3 separate regions of the Homo sapiens genome follow, and all the other regions are linked to region 2. Evidence: chromatin loops called from intact Hi-C (ENCODE). Cell type or tissue: HepG2. All regions are shown on one strand. Region 1 has its middle 36 kb from the start of ISL1-DT. Region 2 has its middle 11 kb from the start of LINC02106. Region 3 has its middle 350 kb from the start of LINC02118.

The links. A loop is a pair of places that touch in the nucleus more often than their neighbours do. Peaks named below come from ENCODE experiments on the same cell type or tissue, not always from the same donor. Only the 100,000 strongest peaks of a DNase experiment are listed, where the experiment ranks them.
Region 1: a loop joins it to region 2, with 25 times the contacts of the local background. A loop is called at or near these places in 9 of 110 quality-filtered maps.
Region 3: it touches region 2 in a loop (29-fold over the local background); 16 of 110 quality-filtered maps call a loop at or near these places.

Annotation. Positions count from the first base shown.
Region 1 is chr5:51,342,916-51,350,915 of GRCh38, forward strand. No RefSeq gene overlaps it. Among named protein-coding and RNA genes, the nearest start is that of ISL1-DT, 36 kb to the right of the region's middle. In HepG2, a CTCF peak has its summit at 4,998 (motif pointing left); no DNase peak of the experiment used is centred here.
Region 2 is chr5:50,955,074-50,963,073 of GRCh38, forward strand. No RefSeq gene overlaps it. Among named protein-coding and RNA genes, the nearest start is that of LINC02106, 11 kb to the right of the region's middle. In HepG2, a CTCF peak has its summit at 3,994 (motif pointing right); DNase peaks (open chromatin) are centred at 3,968 and 7,998.
Region 3 is chr5:52,351,635-52,359,634 of GRCh38, forward strand. No RefSeq gene overlaps it. Among named protein-coding and RNA genes, the nearest start is that of LINC02118, 350 kb to the left of the region's middle. In HepG2, a CTCF peak has its summit at 4,876 (motif pointing left); no DNase peak of the experiment used is centred here.

The DNA of each region.
Region 1 (8,000 bases), 390 kb after region 2:
TTAAAGATCCCACTTGCTCGAAGTATATAGATGCTGAAGCCAAAATTGAATATGACTGTATTTTTCTATAAACTAGTTGACCTGTTTCTTCGAGAAATTATCACAACGCAACCACATTAATGATGACAAATCATTCAGATTGGAGATTTACTGAACATCCCAGTTCATGTTCAGTGACTGCTTGTGTTTATGGTTTTATGTGGATCTGGCCTATTCTTTAGATATTATAAATTACCAACTACTTTAGATATTTTGAAATAAAATTCTTGAGTAAGAATAATAGCAGATGAATTATAACTTAAAATATTTCCTAATTCTGAGAACTGGAAGAAGAAAATGAGGAAAAGTACAGAGTGGGTGAAATTAACATAGTTTACTGAATGTGAAGATTAATTTGAAAACACTCAAGTTCAGAATATGCTGGTATCCCTCAAATCAGGGGGTGGGATGTATATCCAAGCTGGAAACAAGATGGGTGGTCTTCAATTGATGTTTATTGATGAAACTTCTTCATGAGTTTTCATACCCATGTTACTGGTCTTCAGAATAGAACCAGTGCCCGAGGAAGAGAAAGTCTATAGGGCTTAAAAATGAGTTTTCAAGAAAAGATTAAACAGAACTTTTCTAGTTTCTACAAAGGGGTAAATAGCAAATGGCAATGAGTGTCTTATTTGTTTCATCATATGTTTAATACAAACTAAAGTGAAACAACTGTGATGGAGGGTAGGAAGAAAAACAACAAAGTTTTCTTAAAGTTTCCAGACCCAATGCCAACATTAAAACAACAATATTAAGTATATATAAATGGAGGCAGTTTTGCCCAGACAGGCTGGCAAATATAACATTTAAGTGAAAAAGCCACCAAAATGCTTCCTCTTCTATTAAAAACCCAAAGAATTTTAATTTAAACTTAATTACAGTTTTAAGTAAAACATTACACGTTAATTATCCAGTCTCCAAGGACATGCAAAATAATGCCCTTTTGCAGGAAGTTGGTGGAGCATTGACTGGTTGCCAACCGTCAAACTAAAGAATTTTTAAAGGACCTGTATGCAAAGGTTTAAAAAGTTAAAGGAAATAAGATAATATATACACTTATGATTAATTAGCATAACTCCCATAATAATTCTCTGTGAAACCATAACTCATAATAAAAGAGAATCACATTGAAAATCAGAAAGTATTCATTCTTTTAAAGATGAAAAAATATATTATCATTTTACATAAATGTTCACATTTTTTCTGTTATAAGGGAAGTAACTTCAAGAAAATATTCAAGTTTAGAGATTCATGTCTTTATAACTCACAAATCTTTTCTAATTTATTCTAAAATATGTATTTGTGTATTCAAAAGAACAAATAATGAATCTACAAATTAAATACTTACATAAATGATGACTAATGTTATTAAATTAATTTATAGGCTAAATGCAGAAATATCTGACATGTGAAATGTGTCATTTATATTCATTGCCTTCAAATTTTACACGTACACAATACAAGTAATTGAACTCAAAACACAGGAAATAATCATTCTTAAAGGTCTAATATTGATTATGAGCCTAGATCTTGGCCAGTCTTCAACAAATAAGGAACTTTAATCAAAGACCATTTACAAAAGTTGCGGACCACCATTAGCTGTTTGAATAGAAACCAAAGTAAAGCTTCCGCTGGGAGAGTTTCATGTTGCCTGAAATTCTTGCTCTTAGGAAAGTAATGGAGTTGTAGTCTACCTTCATTTTCCAATAATAGTTTGCATATTATGATGTGAACATCATTTTGAAATATAAATGGTTATATGTAAATGGAAAACTATATTTGAATTAAAAATTTGTTAAAGCAAAATAAATTTTGTTTTTCAGATTGTTATTCCTATTTCTCATTATCATCCTACTTTTCTTCCTATACAAGCCATTCTAAAATGTTTGATTCACAACTTTTTGTTGTATGTATTCTTATAAGATACATATTGTGGTTTGGTGTTTATGTACGTATTTGACATTGATAAAAGTATTTTCTTTTGCTTCTTCGTTTTAACACATTTTCAAGATATATCCATTTTTCTGTGTTACATTTAGAATGAGGTAACTAGCATCTAAGATGGCTACCAATGATCTACACTGCTTGGTAATCATGTCCGTATGTGATTGCCTCCCACAGTAAGTCAGAGCTGGCCCTGTGTATGGCAAATAGGATGCAGTAGATATGATGTTGTGTGACTTCTGAGGCTAGGTCAGAAAAGGTAACAAGGCTTCTGTTTGACTATTTCTCTCTTAGGACTTGGAGTCAAGGAAATATGTTGGGAGGAAATCCAGGCCACAGGGAGAAGCCACATGTAGGCATTGTAGCCGACAGCCCCAGCCAAGGTCTTAGCCAAGAGTCAATTTCAAATGCCAAAGATGTGAATCAGTCTTCAGATAACTCTAGTTCCCAGCATTTGAGTAGCCCCAGCTGAAGCCAAGTGTATCCCCGCCAAATTTCAGACCTGTGAGTGTGTCAGTTTGAAATCTGTGAGAAGCAAGTGATAAGAGATTTGTTGTGGAAAATGCTTGTGAAGTATAAAGAGTACAGGAGCATAAGGAGGAGGGAGGAACCTTCAGACTGCAATGCAGGTATGACACTTTTGAAAAGAGACAAGGAAGAAATGAGGATGGGGAAAGAGCTTCAGACTACATAGCATTTCGGAAAAGATCTTGGCCAGGTTGATAGAGAGCCCCTAAGCAAAGGGGCCTGTAGAGGAGTCCATCATTAGGCAAAAATGACCTGACACTAGTTCTCTTGCAGTGTTCAGTCATTGGCTGTGAGGAACTCTGGAGAGGGCAGCCTTGGCAAAAACACCACAGTCGATTGGATGGTATGGCAGCTGGGGGCTATCAGTCATCTATGCTCTGCACTAACTCTCTCCATGGCTGCCACAGTCTACTCTTTTAATGCATGAATCTACTTCTCCACGCATCTTTAAGATTCAGGTACTTCATACTTCTCATGGACTTCACCTCCTAGGGGCCTTCCTTCTTAAAATGTTCTCTTCTATTGGCTCTGATAGTGCTAGACATCATTCATTTTCCCCCAGCCATTCCCTGGTTTCCTGGGTTGACTCATCTTTCTCTGAATAAGTTTTTAAATAATGGGGGGGATCTCCTCAGGAACTTCCTATAGGTCTTCCTCTTAAAGATGGAGATGAGTGAGACAAATTAAAGCCCTCATCAATGCAATTGTTCTCAGGACAATAACTGAAATTCACTATCTTCCTCCTCTATTATCTATTATATCTATTAATCTTTCATCTTTACAGGTCTTTTTTTTTTTTTTTTTTTTTTTTTGAGACGGAGTCTCGCTCTGTGACCAGGCTGGAGTGCAATGGCACGATCTCTGCTCGCTGCAACCTCCATCTCCCAGGTTCAAGTGATTCTCCTGCCTCAGCCTCCCAAGTAGCTGGGATTGCAGGCATGCGCCACCATGCCCAGCCCTCTTTTCTTTGTAAATTACCCAGTCTGCCATAATGCAGCAGAAAATGGACCAAGACAAGGTTTTTCCTAATTATCTGAAATAAACCTACATGACAGCATTCATCTCCAAAGATATTCATTTCATCAATATTGAAATTTTGCTTTGCACAATAACCACACCCATCAATAATTTTCTGCAATTCACTAAGGGAGACCACTTCAGTCTCAGTATCAGTGGCAGCTGATTCATGTATGACCTTCAAACTACATGGTCTTGCATGATTTTCAAATGTTCTGAAGCAGCCCAGACCTGCTCAACCTGAGGTCTTATCTTCAATCATCTCTCTCCTACATTGCTTTTTTATTCAGATCTTTGAAGACGTTTGATGCCTTCTGCTGTATCAACATGGTTCTCCATGGCATTTCACAATGAATAAGGTTTTCAATATACTTTGTGTTCAAATAGTGTGGAAAAGCATTCTGGTACCAACAATACTTTTCATATTTTTTTACTTTTTAAAAAAATTTCTCACTTATGGAAAGTCATTGCATGCCTGGTAAATGAAGATAAGAACATAGTCAAGGAGATATCTTTTATGAGTTCTCCTCTCTCAATTCAAATTGATACTTACACATTTTCTTCCAATGAATGGGATTTTTTCTGGACCTTTAAGTAAACCTAATTTCTTAAACCCACATTTTCACTTAACCATGTAAAGAAGACAATGAATAATGCACAATAATTTTAAACAACCATCCTATTAGGAGAAGAGCTAAGATATGACTGAAACACAATCTACATCCTCTCAATCAGACTCTTAAGCAACTTATAAGTTTTTACTGATACATTAAACTATGTTTTCAATACAGATAATGAATGTGGGAGAAATATCACAAGCAGTTATAAAAATATGTGGTTAAGATTTTGGATACTTATATACAAACGTATATTTGTAATATTATATGATTCATTGATGACTCATTCACATAAGAAAAGTACATGTTTTTATTTAGATCTTTAAGCAAGTGTGAGTGGGATATGGGTGTCAAGAGGATTTGAATTTCTAGGGTGTGGGTAGAACAATGCTTTCAAAACCAGAAAGAACATACAATTTACACTTAAAAATATGAGACAGGTGGAATGAAGAAAGATTGATCTGAAAAATAAAAAGTCCAAATGAGCATCCTGTCATAAAAGCAAACAGAAGTGAGATTATATAACAAATCGTGACAAAAATCTGAGAAAATGTCTAGTTTTATTTTTTCATGAAAAGCTGGGATAGCCCTTAATTATCCTAAATTGTCATGAGCAGTGTAATTTTTACTCCAAGTAAGCTTTGTATTCTTGATATCTCTTGAAAATAACAAGATAAATGATTTAGTTATACTTTGTTAGTAAATAATATTTTCATATAACACATCAAATAATGACTTCAGACAGATGCCAAAAAGGGAGCAAATAGTTGTTTTTAGATTCCTGTTAATAATTTATTTTGAAACCTGAAGTCTACACTAGCTAATAAGAATGCATCACCACCTTGTGGAAATTCCTTCAAACTACAGACACACGATCCCAAGATCCAGATCGGAAGAGAGTAAGTAGCAGATCAAGCTATTTAATTTCCATTTGCAAAGTAAGTTTGACTGTTATTCCTTGTAGCTCACAACTAAATCTTAGTCTCTGAAACTAGCCTCTAACTTTAACTCTAGACTTATATTTTCAACTGCTTGGTTTACTTTCTCAACTGATGCTTTGTTGCCACTTAAAATGCCATAACTTCTAAACCAAATTCTGCCTAATAGTTCTATTTAAGTTAGTGGGCATTCATACAGTGTTCAGTCACCTAAACTAAAATTTTTGATCTCCTTTGATTTATTTTCCCATGAAGATCCACTTTACCTTAAAATTAATCACCAAGTTCTGTTAGCTCTCATTCCTTTCTTTCCCACTTATCCTCTCCATTTTATTGCCACTAACAAGACTAGATTATGCCTTTTAATTGCATATCTAGGCTATTGCAACCATCTTATAACCTGTACTTCCAGCATCTCCCCTTCCACCATTGCCACTGTTCCCTTGTGTGAATCTAACAAATTTTGTTTAGCTTAAATTTGCCTTAGGCTTTATGGCCTCCAGTGCTTTTATCAGATGGCTTTTCACCTCTGCTCTTAAGGTCATACCCCCTCTCTCCAGTAAGCTCTTCCATTATATCTGGATGCCAAAATTCTTGGGAAGAGTGTTTGAACACTCTTGCACTGAAATATCATGAACTTAAAGACCTTTGATTTGAAAAGTGGTTCTTGGGTGGAGCCAAGATGGCCAAATAGGAACAGCTCCAGTCTACAGCTCCCAGCGTGAGCCATGCAGAAGACGGGTGACTTCTCCATCTCCAAGTGAGGTACCGGGTTCATCTCACAGGGGAGTGTCAGAAAGTGGGTACAGGAGAGTGGGTGCAGTGCACCAAGCGTGAGCCGAAGCAGGGCAAGGCATCACCTCACCTGGGAAGGGCAAGGGGTCAGGGAATTCCCTTTCCTAGTCAAAGAAAGGGGTGACAGATGGCACCTGGAAAATCAGGTCACTCCCACCCTAATACTGAGCTTTTCCAATGGTCTTAGCAAACGGCACACCAGGAAATTATATCCCACGCCTGGCTTGGAAGGTCCTACACCCACAGAGCCTCACTCATTGCTAGCACAGCAGTCTGAGATCAAACTGCAAGGTGGCAGCAAGGCTGGGGGAGGGGTGCCCGCCATTGCTGAGGCTTGAGTAAGTAAACAAAGCCAAAGCGGCCTGGAAGCTCGAACTGGGTGGAGCCCACCGCAGCTCAAGGAGGCCTACCTGCCTCTGTAGACTCCACCTCTGGGGGCAGGACATAGACAAACAAAAGGCAGCAGAATCCTCTGCAGACTTAATTGTCCCTGTCTGACAGCTTTGAAGAGACTAGTGGTTCTCTCAACATGCAGCTGGAGATCTCAGAACAGACAGACTGCCTCCTCAAGTGGGTCCCTGACCCCCGAGTAGGCTAATTGGGAGGCAGCCCCCAGTAGGGGCAGACTGACACCTCACACGGCCAGGTACTCCTCTGAGACAAAACTTCCAGAGGAATGATCAGGCAGCAACATTTGCTGCTCACTAACATCCACTGTTCTGCAGCCTGTGCTGCTGATACCCAGGCAAACAGGGTCTGGAGTGGACCTCCAGCAAACTCCAACAGACTTGAAGCTGAGGGTCCTGACTGTTAGAAGGAAAACTAACAAACAGAAAGGACATCCATACCAAAACCCCACCTGTACGTCACCATCATCAAAGACGAAAGGTAGATAAAACCACAAAGATGGGGAAAAACCAGAGCAGAAAAACTGGAAACTCTAAAAATCAGAGCGCCTCTCCTCCTCCAAAGGAACATAGCTGCTCACCTGCAATGGAAGAAAGCTGGAAGGAGAATGACTTTGCCGAGTTGAGAGAAGAAGGCTTCAGGTGATCAAACAACTCTGAGCTAAAGGAGGAAGTTTGAACCCATGGCAAAGAAGTTAAAAACCTTGAACAAAAATTAGACGAATGGCTAACTAGAATAACTAACACAGAGAAGTCCCTAAAGGACCTGATGGAGCTGAAAACCAAGGCACGAGAACTACGTGATGAATGCACAAGCCTCAGTAGCTGATTGGATCAACTGGAGGAAAGGGAATCAGTGATGGAAGATCAATTGAATGAAACGAAGTGAGAAGAGAAGTTTAGAGAAAAAAGAACAAAAAGAAACGAACAAAGCCTCCAAGAAATATGGGACTATGTGAAAAGACCAAATCTACGTCTGATTGGTGTACCTGAAAGTGACAGGGAGAATGGAACCAAGTTGGAAAACACTCTGCAGGATATTATCCAGGAGAACTTCCCCAATCTAGCAAGGCAGGCCAACATTCAAATTCAGGAAATACAGAGAATGCCACAAAGATACTCCTCAAGAAGAGCTACTCAAAGACACATAATTGTCAGATTCACCAAAGTTGAAATGAAGGAAAAAATGTTAAGGGCAGTCAGAGAAAAAGGTCAGGTTACCCACAAAGGGGAAGCCCATCAGATTGACAGCTGATCTCTCGGCAGAAACTCTACAAGCCAGAAGAGAGTGGGGGCCAATATTCAACATTCTTAAAGAAAAGAATTTTCAACCCAGAATTTCATATCCAGCCAAACTAGGCTTCATAAGTGAAGGAGAAATAAAATCCTTTACAGACCAGGAAATGCTGAGAGATTCTGTCACCACCAGCCCTGCCCTACAAGAGCTACTGAAGGAAGCACTAAACATGGAAAGGAACAACCGGTACCAGCCACTGCAAAAACATGCCAAATTGTAAAGACCATCGAGGCTAGGAAGAAACTGCATCAACTAACGAGCAAAATGACCAGCTAACATCATAATGACAGGATCAAATTCACACATAACAATATTAACCTTAAATGGAAATGGCCGAAATGCTCCAACTAAAAGACACAGACTGGCAAATTGGATAAAGAGTCAAGACCCATCAGTGTGCTGTATTCAGGAAACCCAT
Region 2 (8,000 bases):
AAGTTGTTCCACCTTTCTGAACAGAACCAACATATTTCTTAAATGTATGTGATTGAAGTCACATGCCTCCCTAAAATGTATTAAACCAAGCTGCACCCTGACCACCTTGGGCACATGTTCTTAGGACCTCCTGAGGGCTGTGTCACAGGCCATGGTCACTCATATTTGGCTCAGAATAAATCTCTCCAAATATTAAAAAAAGAAAAAAAGACTGTGTTAAATCTATTGACGAAAGCCTCTTTCCAGTGTTTCTAAAGGAGGAGTAAGCTGTTGATCCACTGGCCGGTAGAGAGCATTCAGAGATGAGGCTGTTCTACCAGGGCCAAGCTTGGTGTTGTCTGCCTAGTGAGCATGAACAGGATAGGGCAACAGCCAGAGAATTAACCAATCTCATCTTCACCAAAATGGCTGGGTTTTTCTATGTGCATGTTCAAGTGTAGAGAATTGCTTTTCTATTTTCCATGCAGTTTGGAATGTATGACGTGTGTTTGTAACAAGGAAGCCAGATACAAGGTTAGATCATGAAAAGACAGTGAGGTGGAATCCAAGAAGGCTCCTCTTGATCTGCAGCGAAGAGTGACATGTTGTGATACTCTTCATAGCACAGGAAAAACATCACAGCAACATTTCTGAGTGAATGGGGTCTATGAAGAACAATTTCAGGCACTAGATATCATTTCTGATTTTGAGGCTCGTACAGTCCTATTCTTTGCAGGTAAGTGCAGTGGAATGATTTAATCTTATCCCTGACATGTACTAACTCTGGGACTCTGGGCAAGTTCACATAGCTCACTCTCAGTTTCTTTTTCTCACTTCAGATAATGGGGATAAAAATGCCCATCTTAAACTGCCATTATGAGGATTAAATGCATATTTTCCCTCCCTCTTGCTTCCTGGAATTCCTGTCTTTTTACCTCTGCCCCTAATGATGAACAGTCTGCCGGTGCTGAAGGATGTCACTTCCTCCTGGAAACCATATGACATGCCATCAAAGACTGGGTCAACTCTCTCTCCTATGTACTTCCAAATAGAGCTCTGTGCTTACCCCTGTCATAACTCTTAACATCCAGCAATTCATTTCATGAATTCTAGTAGAAAAATGAGTGTGTTCCAGGCACTGTCCTAGGGTCTGGAAACAAAGCAACGAATAAAATTGGAGAGGTCTCCACCCTTGTGTTTTGAACTCTCTAGTAGGCAAAAGAGACAATTAATAAGCAAGCAAATAAGATGAATGTAATTCCACAGAGTGATAGGCCCATAAGGAATTAAAGAACGTGGTAGGAATGAGAGTGACTCTTGAGGAGAGCCTGGTTTTAAAAGGTCGATGAGTCTCAAAATAAATATATTAAAAAGGCCGATGGGAAAATTCCAGTCAAGGACATGACATTTGAGCTGAAATCTGGATATTGAGAAGTAGCTACGTATATAATCTAAATACCAGGCACCTTTATAAGCACTCCCAGTGTATTAATTCATTTTATCTGCACAACAACATATTGAAGTAAATGCTCTTCTTATTCCTAATTCACAGATGAGACAACAAAGGTCCAAGGGTGAAGTAACTTGCACAAGATTACAGGGCTAGCAAGTAGCAGAATTTGTATTCAACCCAAATAGGCTGTCTTCAAAGTCCATATTTCCAAGCACTGTGTTGTAACTGCCTCTCAAAAGCATTTGATATTGCATCAACCTTGACTTTTTACTTGTATGTTTCTCCTACTGGACAGTAAATTAGTTTATGGTTAGTACTCAGTCCCAAGAATGCCCAGCTCTTAGTGTGTGTGTGTGTGCGTGTGTGTATATATATATATATTTATTTATTTTTTCCTTTTGGTCTGAGAAAGGGTCTTGCTCTGTTGCCCAGGCTGGAATACAATGGCGCAACCATAGCTCACTGCAGCCTCAACCTCCCAGGCTCAAACAATCCTCTCACCTCAGCCTCTCTAGTAGCTGGGACCAAAAGCAAACAACATCACACCTCGCTAATTTTTAAGTTTTTTGTAAACATAAGATCTCCCTGTGTTGCCCAAGCTGGTCTCAAACTCCTGGGCTCAAGCGATTGCTCCTGCCTCAGCCTCCCAAAGTGCTGGGTTTACAGTTTTGAGCCACCTTAGTACAATCTTAATAAGTATTTATCAAATTAATTCATGATTTTAATGAGCAAATATATATGACATGAAGGATCTCACTTAGTGCTTAGCATCAGATAAGTGATTAACATGTTAATTCTTCCTCCCTCCCTCCCTTCCTAATTCCCTGAGTTAGATTCATATATCCTGCTGCTGCACTAAAAGTACCTGGAAGATTTATAGAGGAAGGGTGGGGGGCTGTCTTCATAACATATCAAAGAAGAAATTAGAAGAAGTTTTTCAGTTTGTTAGCAAAAGATGGAAAAGTAACTTCAGTGAGCTCTGAAGAAAAACATGTGCAAGCAAGGAGCTTGTAAAGTAATAAATTTCTGCCCTCCAGCACTAAAATGATGTCCTCTGTGCTTTAAGGAAAAGCAATTTGGAAAATTTCCACACATACACGTTTTGGGGAAAATGTAGGGAGAAATATAAAGTTAGTTAAATGTCTTTCATAGGCACTTCAAAGCCATGAACCATTAAATCATTTCCACAGCTTTTTGACTGTTATCAACCCCACCCCCAGAACATTGCCAAAATCACCCCTTTAAAGGTTGCAATAAATTTGAAAGCCAAATCAGATTTGGGAATGTTGCACAAAAGAGAACTATATCTTGTACTTTAGATACATTTTTTTTTTTAATATCAGCACAGAGCTACATCCTGCCAAAGATGAACTTGGAAGCAGTGACCTTTGCGGATGACTTCTCTTTGTTAGATTTTTGCCCTACAGGATTTTAGAAGCCTGGTCACAAGAACATTTGAGGATACCAGGTGGTTTTGAAATGCATGGTTGAGCTGGATGACTTATCTTGGCCTGAATGTAAATTTGGAAAAGGAGTTCTGTCATGAAGAAAGCGAATATTTGTACAAGAAGCATCAGCCGCAGTGTTCTCAAAAGTAACTGTAACCTTCCCGCTGCTGCTGCTGAGTTTGATGGAGAAAGATGGTGAGCTTAAGAAGAAAGCAAGAGATCATTCTCTGCATTTTTTTTACCCAGTGCTGTGTTGAATTTCTTTCTAGTTACAATTGTAAAGTGTCACAAACAAAAGTCATTTAGCCTATGCAACTTCTGCCATTAAGGTGTTGTCTCTAGAAAATGAACTACAATGTTAGCAGATGCTCCAGCAATGTTAGGGAGAGACCTCCCTGCTAAATGAATTACTGAGATGGGCACACTTATAAGAAAAAGGTAACATTTTATGCACTTAAACACCTAGCATTCACATAAAGGATTGAGGAACAGCATGTATTTAGTCTGTATTGTGAACCCAGTTTATAACTCCAAAGCTAGAGAACTGAGCCTGCTCAGTAATAAAGGAGCACAAAGGGAGTAAAGAAACAGCAAGGAAGCAACATTTACTGCAGCCCAACTCTCCTGACAGTGAGTGTGGCAGAAAGATGAGAGCAACCAAGCAACCAAGATACAAGCAACCAAGATACAAGCAACCAAGATAGCAAAGCGGAGGTTGGGCAGCTGGAAGCATGGAGTACAAATAAATGCTATTAATTCATTAGTGGACTGCAGTTACACATGGTGGCTCCAGCTTACAATTCTGGCCTCAACAACTTAAAGACTGATTTCCTCAACGACCAGCCTGCTGTTCTTGAAAGGAGAAAGAAATAGGATTTCTTAGGTTATTATGCTACTATGTCACACTAAGAGTGTGACAAAGGAAGTAAATTTCTACAAACATTAAATGCAGCTACTGGTTCGAAGGTCATGTTTAAGTGTGATCACTTGACAGGATCTGGCAATGCATCAGTTTTGTTATCTTTACCCACCCCTTACGTTAGAAAATACACCATCAACAATGGATAGCATTGACAGCTTTCATAAATGTAGGCTGAACAGCAGGTGGCAGCAAAGGATACTATAAGAAACACTTCCACTGGAATATCTGAGAAAATTCTAGAAAACTCATTTTCGTAGGATGCAGGTAGAGAAGGCCCTCAAAGATGATTGCTCTCTTACCTCTGGCTAAAGCACGTGATAGAAAAAGAAAGCTATTGGGAAGGTTGATCATGATAACTAAGTTTAAATGCTTTTCTGTCATTTTAATCACCTTTCCACTAAATGAAAGGATTGAAAAAGCTTACCAAAAGTTCAAGTATCCCACAGCAAAGCCCAGCTAATCCTCTTACAAAATGGACATGCATGCTGAAAAGAGATTTTTATAATAAGAAATGACATGCAATATTTATTATAAAATTATCATTCAGTCCAGTATGGAAATATGCCAGTTGGACGTTATCTGTCTCTTGGCTCAGAAGAAATATTAATGGAAGAATATTAACATCCTTCAAAGAAAGAAGGATATATGTAAAGAAAACATTAAAGGCTCATTCATCATGAATGGCTCTTTGAGAATGAGACAATAGCATGGGACAAATGAGACAGGACAGAGCATCTGGATCTTTTGATAAAAAATACCCAAAATAAGAAGGATGAAAATACTATAAGGAAAAGGATGTGTCTTAATTTGTTGGAGGGGTAAGTTTCTTGGAAAAGGGGAAATGTGACTACCTGTGAGTAATTATAATCCAGGGGAATCTACCTATATGCAGATAACAGAGATAATTCAACATTAAGACCAGCTTCTAGGTTTCTGAGAAAACCAAAGCAATGATCTTAGTAAATCAGGTTTTGAAAAAGACTGCAACTTACTTCTGTACATCTTGGCTGTGATATTATCTGTTTTACTTGATGCCCACCTAGATCAGTGAGTAATTAGATGGAGTTGAATATTCCTCCAACGTAGTCAAAATAACTAACTGATAGAAAGAAACACACATGGCAGAATAACTTTAGATTCTGGAATTATAACCACTGGTCTCCAAATGCCATTTCAGCCCTAGGATAACAATCTTTGCTGTGGTTTAAGTTATGAAATTCCTGACTCCCAGTTTCCTGACTGCAAAGTGGGCGTGGATGACTACTCCTAGCACCAAGCCATGTGAGGATTAAGTAGGACACTGTATCGAAATGCTTGCCCCATATAAATTGCTTCTTAATACATTTTATTTTCTTTCTCTCTTCAAGAACATTCCCAAAGGCATTGACACATTTTGAGAAATGTCTCCAAAACATCCTCACTAACATCTGCAAGTGTCAGAAATTCCTAATCGTAAAGTTCTATCTTTAGATGGAGACAAAATGCCTAGGAAGATTAGCTCAGTCTGACCAAGGACCGATGCTAAACAATAGCACATAGCAGATGATGTAAACATGGCGATGGGCACAGTTCTCCATTCTAATCACAAATAAGGTCTAACCTTATTTGAATTCCAATTTCATATTTCCTTCCTTCCTTCCTCTTTCTTTCTTTCATTCTTTCTTTCTTTCTTTCTCTTTTTTTTTTTTGGTGGAGTTCAGCTTTTTTGCCCAGGCTGGAGCACAGTGGCGGGAATCTCGGCTCACTGCAACCTCCACCTCCCAGGTTCAAGTGATTCTCCTGCCTCAGCCTCCCAAGTAGCTGGGACTGCAGGCACCTGCCACCACGCCCAGCTAATTTTCGTATTCTTAGTAGAGACAGGGTTTCACTATGTTGGCCAAGCTGGTCTCGAACTTCTGACCTCAGGTGATCCGCCCACCTCAGCCTCCCAAAGTGCTGGGAGAGAGACTTTGATTTCTCCGAATCCTTGTAAAAGAGATTCATCCCTTTCCAGTCAGTTGTGGGCAGGGAGAAGGCAGAGGTAATGGTGGTTAGATTGGTTGCATAGTGAAAATCTGGCTGCCCAGGTTCAGGTCTGTGGCAGGAGGTGGAGTTCTCATAGCAGGTGTCATGAAGTGGTCAGTTACCCCAACCTGTGTGTGCTACCACCACTACTATTGCTGTACACATGCCTGTACACACTCAAGCACATTCTCTTCTTTATGTCACATTATCATGTAAACTACCATAAAATGAAAGCAAATTATTTATGAACTCTTATTGTTTTGCTTAAACATCACAGATACATTTTTTTTAAGTAATCATAAAACAACATTTTTGGAACCAAGTTGCCAAGAATACTGTGAAAATCTCAAATACCAGCAAGACTTCAAAGCAAGTCCCTTAATCAAACTAGTGCTTATTTACTAGGAAAAAATGCAAAAGGCTGGGACGCATAGCCCAGATAAGCCAGTTCTGAAGTTGCTGTCATAAATGAGGTATGGGATGTGAACAGCTTCAGTGCTTGTGTCTTTGAAATGTTCATTCTCTCTGTAACCTTAAAAATAATTACCGCTTATGATTAAAAACTGTATTTTTCATATGATTGATACTTTATTTTACTAAAAGATATTAATATGAGTGTTGATGTAACCATCGAGCATCTAAGTGCTATATTGTGTTGTGATTCTTGATGAGAATTAACAAAGTGAAAACATCATGTTCTGTTGCTGTTTACAATTTTTTTCTGTTTCCTTTGAGATACTTCACCTTTAATTGGTGCCTTCCCAAAACACATTTTTCTGCTGATACCAATAATCACAGCCTCCTCTGCTAAAGTGTCTCGGTGATGCACATCTGGTTCTTGAGAACTGAAACCCAGAAAGGGTCTCAAATATTTCATGCTGAAGCCCCTCAAAGGGCAGTTAATCACAAGTATCTGCTCACCACTTAGCTGGAGTGGTAAAGCAGATGATGTAAAGATGGTGATGGGCACAGTTCTCCATTCTAACCACAAATAAGGCCTACCTTTATTTGAATTCCAATTTCATATTCCTTTTTTTTTTTTTTTTGAGATGGAATTCAGCTCTTTTGCCCAGGCTGGAGTGCAGTGGAAGAAAAATTCAGCGTTTTCTTCCCTTTTAAATATCAATTCATTTGCGGAGACAGTAGCAAAACTATCAAAAATACTATGCCTGAATTGCAGGACTGGTTGGATGAATGGAGCAGTAATGATAGGTTGCTTAATTTTATTTTAGTGTAAGTTTGTGCTATATTTCTCTAATGTTTATATGATTTTTTTTGGTACCAGACAAAAAATTCTGGATATGCCTTGACTATAGAAAAGGCCACATTTCAAAAATCTGGATTTATAATAATAATTCCTCTTTGAAAGGATGAATATAACATATAAAGCCTATATCTGCAAACTTTTTAGTAACATGTGTTTTCTCTAGTGCTTTAGGTTTACACATTCACTAAATCTAGAAGGTAACTTAAAATTATCCAATGGGTTCACTTCATTTGTGGAAGAGGAAATTGAGGCACAGCTTGATTAAAAGAATTGTCCAAAGTGAGTCAACCAACAACTTACTGCAATAAGAATCTGGTGTCCACCTTAGAGTGGTGGACTGCTATTACTTGCCCTCCTCACAATTATAATTTTATATTAATTCTATTTTTATCATTATTGATAACACTACATATATTTTACCCCAAGGAAAGAAGGAAGGAAACAAGAACCTAGTCTTAAAAATCTTAAAATTTCAAATACTGAAACTCAAATCACTTTTCCAATAACCTGAAAAAAAATATCTTTCAAATAATATCTCCCAAGTAGCCCAGGAAATAATGGTGGGCCTGTGGTTTTCTAGGTAAAATAAGTAAATATCAAATGATATATAAAAGTTAAATATTAAGCCAGTTAACTTTTTCACTTGCACTCTAACCAGGAAATTCTCAAATATTGGTTCTCTACAGTGATAGCATATTATATTATCTGGGAAAAGAAAAAATTGCCTAAGAATATCAGAATCCCTGAAGGTGGTCGTGTGTGTGTGTGTGTGTGTGTGTGTGTGTGTGTGTGTGTGTGTGTGTGTTTACTATTTCGGTTAGAATACTAGTGTGAACCGCGGTTGAGAACCGCTTTCCCAGTCTCAGCACTCAACCCTATCCCACTCTAATCCGCTGAGGGACAGCATCAGACCGCTCAAACTCAGAG
Region 3 (8,000 bases), 1.4 Mb after region 2:
ACCGGTTGGCCACGTATATGGTTTTTTTGGAGAAATGTCTATTCAAATCTGTTGCTCATTTTTTAATCTGGTTGTGCCTTTTGCTGTAGAGTTGTAGGAGTTCCTTATATACTTTGGGTATTAATCTCTTATCAGATATATGGTTTGGAGATATTTTCTGCCATTCCATAGGTTGCCATTCACTCTGTTGATTATTTGCTTTTCTATGCAAAATCTTTTTAACTTTGATGTAGTACCATGATCTATTTTTGCTTTGGTGCTTTGATTGCCTGTGATTTTGGTGTCATATCCAAGAAATAACTACTGAGACTAATGTTATAAAGTTTTCTCCTATGATTTCTTGAAGTTTTATGGTTTCACATCTTAGGTTTACGTTTTTAATATATCTTGAGTTGATTTTTGTGTATGATGTAAAATAAGTGTTCAATTTTATCCTTTAGCATGTTAATATCCAGTTTTCCTACCACCATTTGTTGATTAGACTATCCTTTCCTCATTATGACATCTTGGCATTCTTGTTAAATGTCAGTGACTGTATGTGCATGGGTTTATTACTGGGCTCTCTAGACAAACCAAAATGATGGGATGTTACCTCCAATGTTAGATTACAAAGATCATGGCTTTCATTGTGTCAAGTTCTCTCTCTCTCTCCATTTATTTGATGTAATAAAACATGTGAATGGCTGCTTCCTTATGGACAGATTCACGTGGCACGGAACTGATGGTGGCCTCTGCCAAATAGCCAGGGGAAACCTGAGGTCCCCAATCAACCTGCAAGGAATTGAATCTGGCCAGCAACCATGTCTATGAGATTGGAAGTGAATCTTCCTCCAGTCTCGAGATGACTGCAGCCATGACTGGAGCCTTATGAGATACTGTCAGCGAGAACTCAGCTAAGCCACACACAGATTCCTGACCCACAGAAACTGAGAAATTTGCCAATTTCTGCCTTGATTTTGATTATTGAATAACTACTTGAAGATTTAATTTTACATTGGTATTGGGGTTTTCTAGATCTCTGAAAACAAGCATGGTGACATGTATGTGTGTGTATAAGTGAGTGTTTTTGTCAGAGCAATTTGAAGAGGCCTGGGTGTAGAGCTGGGTGTAATGTGGGCCAAAGGCAAAGTTTATTTAGTTTTTTTTTTATCAAAGCAACAATAGAAAATCATTTTAATTCAAACATTCATTATCAAAACCACCTGATCTCTTCTGAGGTTTTGCTACGTTGATATTTTCTAAGTTATCAGGCTCATCATCTAAATATCCATTTGTTAAAGGAGATTTTTATCTCTTTACCCAACCTCTGTAACAGAATTTGACACTCTTTAAATTCATATGCTATGTAGGTTGGTATTCCATTGAAAAGCCATTTAGCTCTACAACGTAATGAAACAGGAATACTATCTCATGCAGATAATTATAATAATAATTTCTACTCCTTTAAGAAAAATAAGTGTTCAAACACCACAGTAAGGTACTTACCACATACAATCTTGTGGTCCAGGTTACATTTTGGCCTTGTCTTCCTAAACACAATGGGCAAGTTTCACAGCCTTTCTGCATCCAGGACCTCTGTCTTACCTTGGCTAATTCACTATCACAATTTCAGATATCTCTCTGTAGAGAAAAATGCAAACCAATCCAAGGTGCTGTGTCATGAATTTTATAGCAACAATAAACAATTCTTACAAATAAATATCACAAGTGAATTTGGATAATGAAAATGCATTTGAAATAATTGATTTGAGCACTTGTACAGCTCAATTCTGACATTCCCAATCTTATCTTCATTTTGTTTTTAAGGAGATTTCCATTCCTTGACATGTTTATTATTTTGAAACTAAGCCAGTGTTTTCAAAGCATTTTCATGCCAAGGATTCTAAACTAAGCAAATAAATATTATGCTACTTGAAACATTCTTAGCTTTACTTAGAAAACTAGCATACTGACATGTAAGCAATTGTTCACACACTGAATCTCTCATTAAAAACCTGCCATGTTAGTTAATAAATTTAAAACAACACTTTCAAGTCTGTCAATAGAATGAACAATCTCAATTTGTGAATCTCCAACCTTCACAAGGTGAAGGTTTTCACTACCGTCTACATGATCTCATATGCAGATTGACCTTCGGTTGCCAAATTTTGAGAACTGGGGTTCGATTTTATTAAGAGTTTAGCTAGGAGTAATGTTCAAAATACTTAACCAAAATATAGTAGAGGCACAAACCATCTTAGAGGACATTGACTGCAGGATTGGAATCTGCTTCTGGCCCCCAGTTATATCAGACATCATCTCTTCATCTGCTAGATTTTGAGAGGTATAGGGGTAGTCAGGACAAGATCATTTAGAGGTATAAGTTAGCAGTTATTTATCAGCTGACATGAAAATATTACAATACTTGCACTGTCAGTGAACTGGGATGCACTAACTAAATATCAAATCAAATTGCATTTGTTCTCTTGTGTCTTCATGGATTAACTAGCATTAATTATAAAACTCAGTCCCTTCAAAGGACTGTGAAGGGAAATCAACAACAACCAGCATATTGTACTTTTACTGAAGATTTGTAACTCACAAGGAGGGATAGCATATCTTAGCACATAATACTTTATTTAAAAAATATTCATAGGACTCTTCCCAGGGGCTCTCCAATCTGCTTCCGGTGAACAAATCTTTCCTAATTCTCACTGCTATGTTCCACTTGACTTCAAAGGTAGCAGAAGGAATTCTCTTTTTTTCTGAATATTCTCCTTCCTTAGCACTATTGGCATGTTAGATTGGCAATACTTTGTTAAGGAGGAAAGGAAAGGATTTAGCAGAATCCCTGGCCTTGTCCTACTAGTTCCTAGTAGTAACCTCTCCTGCCATCCCAAGCTGTGACAACTAAAACTATCTTCAGACATTGCCAAATACTCCCTGTAGGGCAAAAACTGTTGTTCTTATAGAAAGAAACTTCTCTAAACCTATTACTTATTTTTTAGTTAGACCAATTTAAAAGCTCTATTCAAGTGTCTTTAAACTTTCACGCAAATATCCTGGACTAGCTCAGAAAACAAAGGACACACGGTCCTAAAAAGGTAGTGAAGGGATTCTATTTTGCCATTATTTTTGGTCAAAGGGTTTCCTTATAACTACACAAAAACCTTGAATCTGATAGGTGTTCAATAACACTATTAATTCATAATTACAGGTAGCTTATGTTTCATGTATTCACAAGGTTGAAAAGGCTTTCAAAGGTTGAACACAACATATTGTGGTGTATATATAGTGTTTGTCCTGACAAGGTCTAAGTTATAATCAATCTTATACTTCATACTTTACTCTAGAATATTTATTCTTGGTTTGTAAACTCCTCAGGAATGAGAGAAGTTAGGTGATAAGCATGCCATTTGAGGGCTGCTCTTAGCCTATCTGCTTAATTTGGATATTCTTACTTCCTTGTTTAATAACCTTTTTACCGTTATTGATCTGTTACATATATGTCATATGTAAGTGCCATTAATTGTATATATTTTCCAGCTAAGTTTGGATCACTATAAGAAATTTGTCTTAAACCATGGTTGTACTTTTGTATAGTAAATTATCTTTGCGTTGCATTATGATTTGCTTCAGTAATTTTAGCCAAATCAGGTTTACTTTCCAAAAAAAAAAAAAAAAAAAAAAAAAAACCATCCAGTGGGACACTTATAAAGTGGGTAAAATTTGGGTTTGGTTTCCTGGGCCTCTAACAAACAATCACCGAAATTAGAATGTATAGAGATTACATGATTTGTGTATGATTCCATGATTAACTGAGCTATCAGAAAAATTGTTTTAACAATTATCCACAGACTTTGCCTTTATAAAGTACCTCAATGTCTTTTACCTCCTGTAAGTTTTATAAATTTGATTATATTTCACAGTAAGTAAATCTATGAAAGTTTGAGATGTATATCAGGCTTTAATACTCACAAGTATTTCAATATTATATATTGAAATGGTAAATAGAAATCTAGTTTCTGGAAAAAGCACAGAAATAAAAATTATGAAATTTCTAGCCAAAATCATGTATTAATTTTAATAGTTCATTAACATATGGCAAAAATGTTTGATACCAGAAAAAACATAATTTCACTAATAAAATACCAGCTACTTAAAATTATATGTAAAACTGCTGCTTTCAATTTTCATGGCAATGTCAGGATAAAAATCAACCTGAAAACCATACCAAAAACTACTCTGGAATGGTTTACTATTTCATACTTTTTTTTTCTCTACATAAATATGGATGTATTTTCAGCCATTAATTTTTGTGAAACTGGGCCTATCCAATAAAAACTCTCTAGAACTATTCCTTGACACAATTATATCTCTTACCACAAACTCAATTAAACATGTATAATTTTGATAAGATTCTTTTTCCCCAGGTTACTACATAGAATAGAATTGAAAGCACTTATATTAATTCTATAGACGCATCACCAGTTATATCGCTTCTTCTGGTATGTTTTTACCTCTTGATTTTTCTTTTCTCTTGGCAAAACTAAAAGATAAATGTGTTTAATTCAAACCAAACCCTTTTTAATGTATATTCTTCCCCTATGGAAAATTCTAATTGGGAAGATATAGTGGAAATAACACTAATGAGAAGTGTTTATAAAATCTAAATACAAAAAATGCTGATGACAATACAGCCAAATATTCCACAAGGAACAAAAGCTGATTTTGATAAACAAGCACAAAGAAACGTATTATAACAAATGTGAGTTTAATTTCATAATTTCTTTCAGATTTGCCTTTGCTTTTGGCTAGCTATATCGCCCATTAAAGATTATTTTTGTCTTTTAACTGCTGCTTTATTTTACACAAACTAGGGAAATATCGTCCCCTACTGTCCAATTCTGATAAGGTGTTTATAAGGAAACTTTTTGTTTCAATCTATCAAATTGTGGCTGTACCTGAGAACTCTTTGTAGATGATGGATCACAAAGACTGAAGTTCTTTCCTGTAATATTCATCACAGTCATTAAACTATTTTCAATTGCTTCAGTTGAATTATTTTCTAAAAGAGCTAATTGCTGACATATTTGAATAAACTATAAAACTTAGAAAGAATGTATGTTATTTTACCAATCCTTCTTAGTGTGAAGGAATACTACATTTATTCAGTAAAAAAAAGTGCATTCCTCCATTTAAAATGTAAATAACTATTTTATGTTCCCATCCATGACTACTTTACAAAATTATATGCTTTAAAAACTATGTTTTCTCTTAACAAAGCTTGTCACTCAATTATTATTTTGTCATGCATTAGAGAACAATATTTTATTTAGAATTAGAAATGTATAATTTATTTATAAAATAAGAAACTCATTCATTCCAGGTGACTGCAATTGACACATTTTTTAAAAAGAAGAGAATTTTCAAAAATATGCACCTATATGTTTAAAATACATTTATCTTCATTTCAATCCTTATTTGGATGTGATAATTATGCACTTTGGGCGGTAGACTTATAGCTATCCATATGGATTTTATACTTGTAACCTAAAGATAAATATATAAGGCAATTATATCTGTTTAAATTTAGATTAAATTCAAAAATTAACAAAGAAATACCACCTACTAATGGTTAAGGGGTTTGACCTGTTCCACTTACTTAATTACTACATTTCTTTGTCACCAGACTTTGTTACACTCAGCTGCAAGAAAGAGAACACATTTTGAACTGATTTATTTTTAAGCAAAATACCTTTAAAAATCAAGGATAATGTGTTATTTACTTCAGCTTTCGATCAACCTAAAGGGCAATAAATCCCTATTACTTTACCTCAAAATTGACAATTGACATCTCAGTCATTATCAAAACTCTGAAGATATATGGCTACAAGTAGCAGTGACAAAAAACCAAGATCCAATGTTGTGAGTGTCAGTTTATAATGTCTTTTGTTCCCACAGGTAGAATATTAAGGATTCAATTGAGAGCACTGTGGAAATCTAGACTAATAGTGTTGTTGCATGAAAAAAAGAAAGCAATCTCTATAAGAAGAGAGATAATAGTTAAATGGGTGAAATAATTGATAGATGCACCAACGCAAACCTCACCGAGTGGTTACCTATCTAATTTTCCCTGTTGTTATATGTTCCACAAAGATCAATGTAGATGTGGCCTGGGGAATCTGTCACTAATACTATGGGGCTCGAATCCAGGACAGTGTTGGATGATGTGCTTAGCCCCTTAAGAACAATATTCCAAACATCAATCCTGTTCTCCATGCTGCCACCTCTCTGTTTGGGGCTAAGCCATTGTTTATTCTCTGCTGAATGTAACATCTGTATGTTGAAAAAACAATTCATCAGTTTTAGAGCATATATTACAGTACTTCAGAGCATGTGCTTTAAAAAAAATGCGTAGAAGGATGTTCATGGGAGCGTTACAGTTAATGAACAAACTGAAATAGCCTGCGGTTCATCCAAAGGGGAATAGGGGAACTGGTTAGATAAATCCTGGAAAACACATGAAATGAATTACATAGGCAATTCCTAATGGGAGGTTCTGATTTTGCATGAATTATTTGTTTAGTATGTAATTTTCAATTAAAAAATCAGATTTGAGAATATAGTTAGAATAATATTGAGTTCACTATGTTTATATTTGTGAATATGTTTTTCTATCCACACATAAAAGAAAATGTCATTGAAACATTGAAAGTCTTTTTTTTTTCTTTTTTCTTGTTTTGTTTTATTTTGTTTTGTTTTATTTTGTTTTGTTTTGTTTTGTTGAAGACAGAGTCTCACTCTGTCACCCAGGCTGGAATGCAGTGGCACAATCTCAGCTCGCTGCAACCTTTGCCTCCCAGGTTCAAGCAATTCCCGTGCCTCAGCCTCTCAAGTAGCTGGGATTACAGGCACATGCCACCATGCCCGGGTGATTTTTTGTATTTTAGTAGAGATGGGGTTTCACCACATTGCCCAGGATGGTCTCGAACTCCTGAGCTCTGGCAATCCACCTGCCTCGGCCTCCCAAAGTGCTGGGATTACAGGTGTGAGCCACTGCGCCCAGCTTTTTGTTGTTGTTGTTCTTTAACATCTTGCTACCCTGCTTATCCTATCATGAGTAACGGTAAGAAAAACAATCAACACAAGAAGCAAAAACAAAACAACATTGAACAAAAGACTATATTAGAATTCAAGCAACTCAAGAATGCTCTCTCTCTAATTTTAGGGTATAATTTGATGTTTATGTGCTTACACATTTTATAATAATTCTGAAGTCTTACCCAAATTCTACATTACACTTTATTTTAAAAACTGTAGATAGACTTTTTCCAGCTTTACTGAGGTATGATTAACAAATAAAAATTATGCATATTTAAAGTGTACAATGTGATGATTTAATATACATCTGCATTGTCAAATGATTACCAAAATCAAGCTAATTAGTATATACATCACCTTATGTAGTTACCTTTTGTGTGTATGTGAGTGATAAAAACACAATCTACTGTCTTAGCAAATCGCAAGTATACAATGCATTATTATTAGTTATAGTCACCATACTGTAAATTATATTTCCAGAATTTATTCATCTTATTACTTAAAGTTTGTACCTTTTGATCAACAACTCCCCATTTCCAAAATCCTGACTGTTGAATTACAGTCAATTTCCAAAATATAAGAAAAAATTTAGACCAAGATTCTTGGAAAAGCATCTTACTTTAGTATTAGCAAAGGCTTAATAATACATCTTTCAACACAGACTCCTCTTTCCCTCAGAGCCAGTTTATTCTCAGAATGAGTCAAGTCAGAGAAATGAGTGTATACAATGGAGAATTTTGAGGCTTAGCCTGCCACTTTGTTATTTAAAGTAAGCTAAATTCCAATAAATTATTGTCAAGTTCAAAAAGAACTGTATTTACTCCTTTGTGACCCTTAGTCAAACTGTGTATAATGCTGTTTCCTGTACAAGAACCACCTGCACAGATAAGTCTTGATATATGTTCATGATCTTTTGG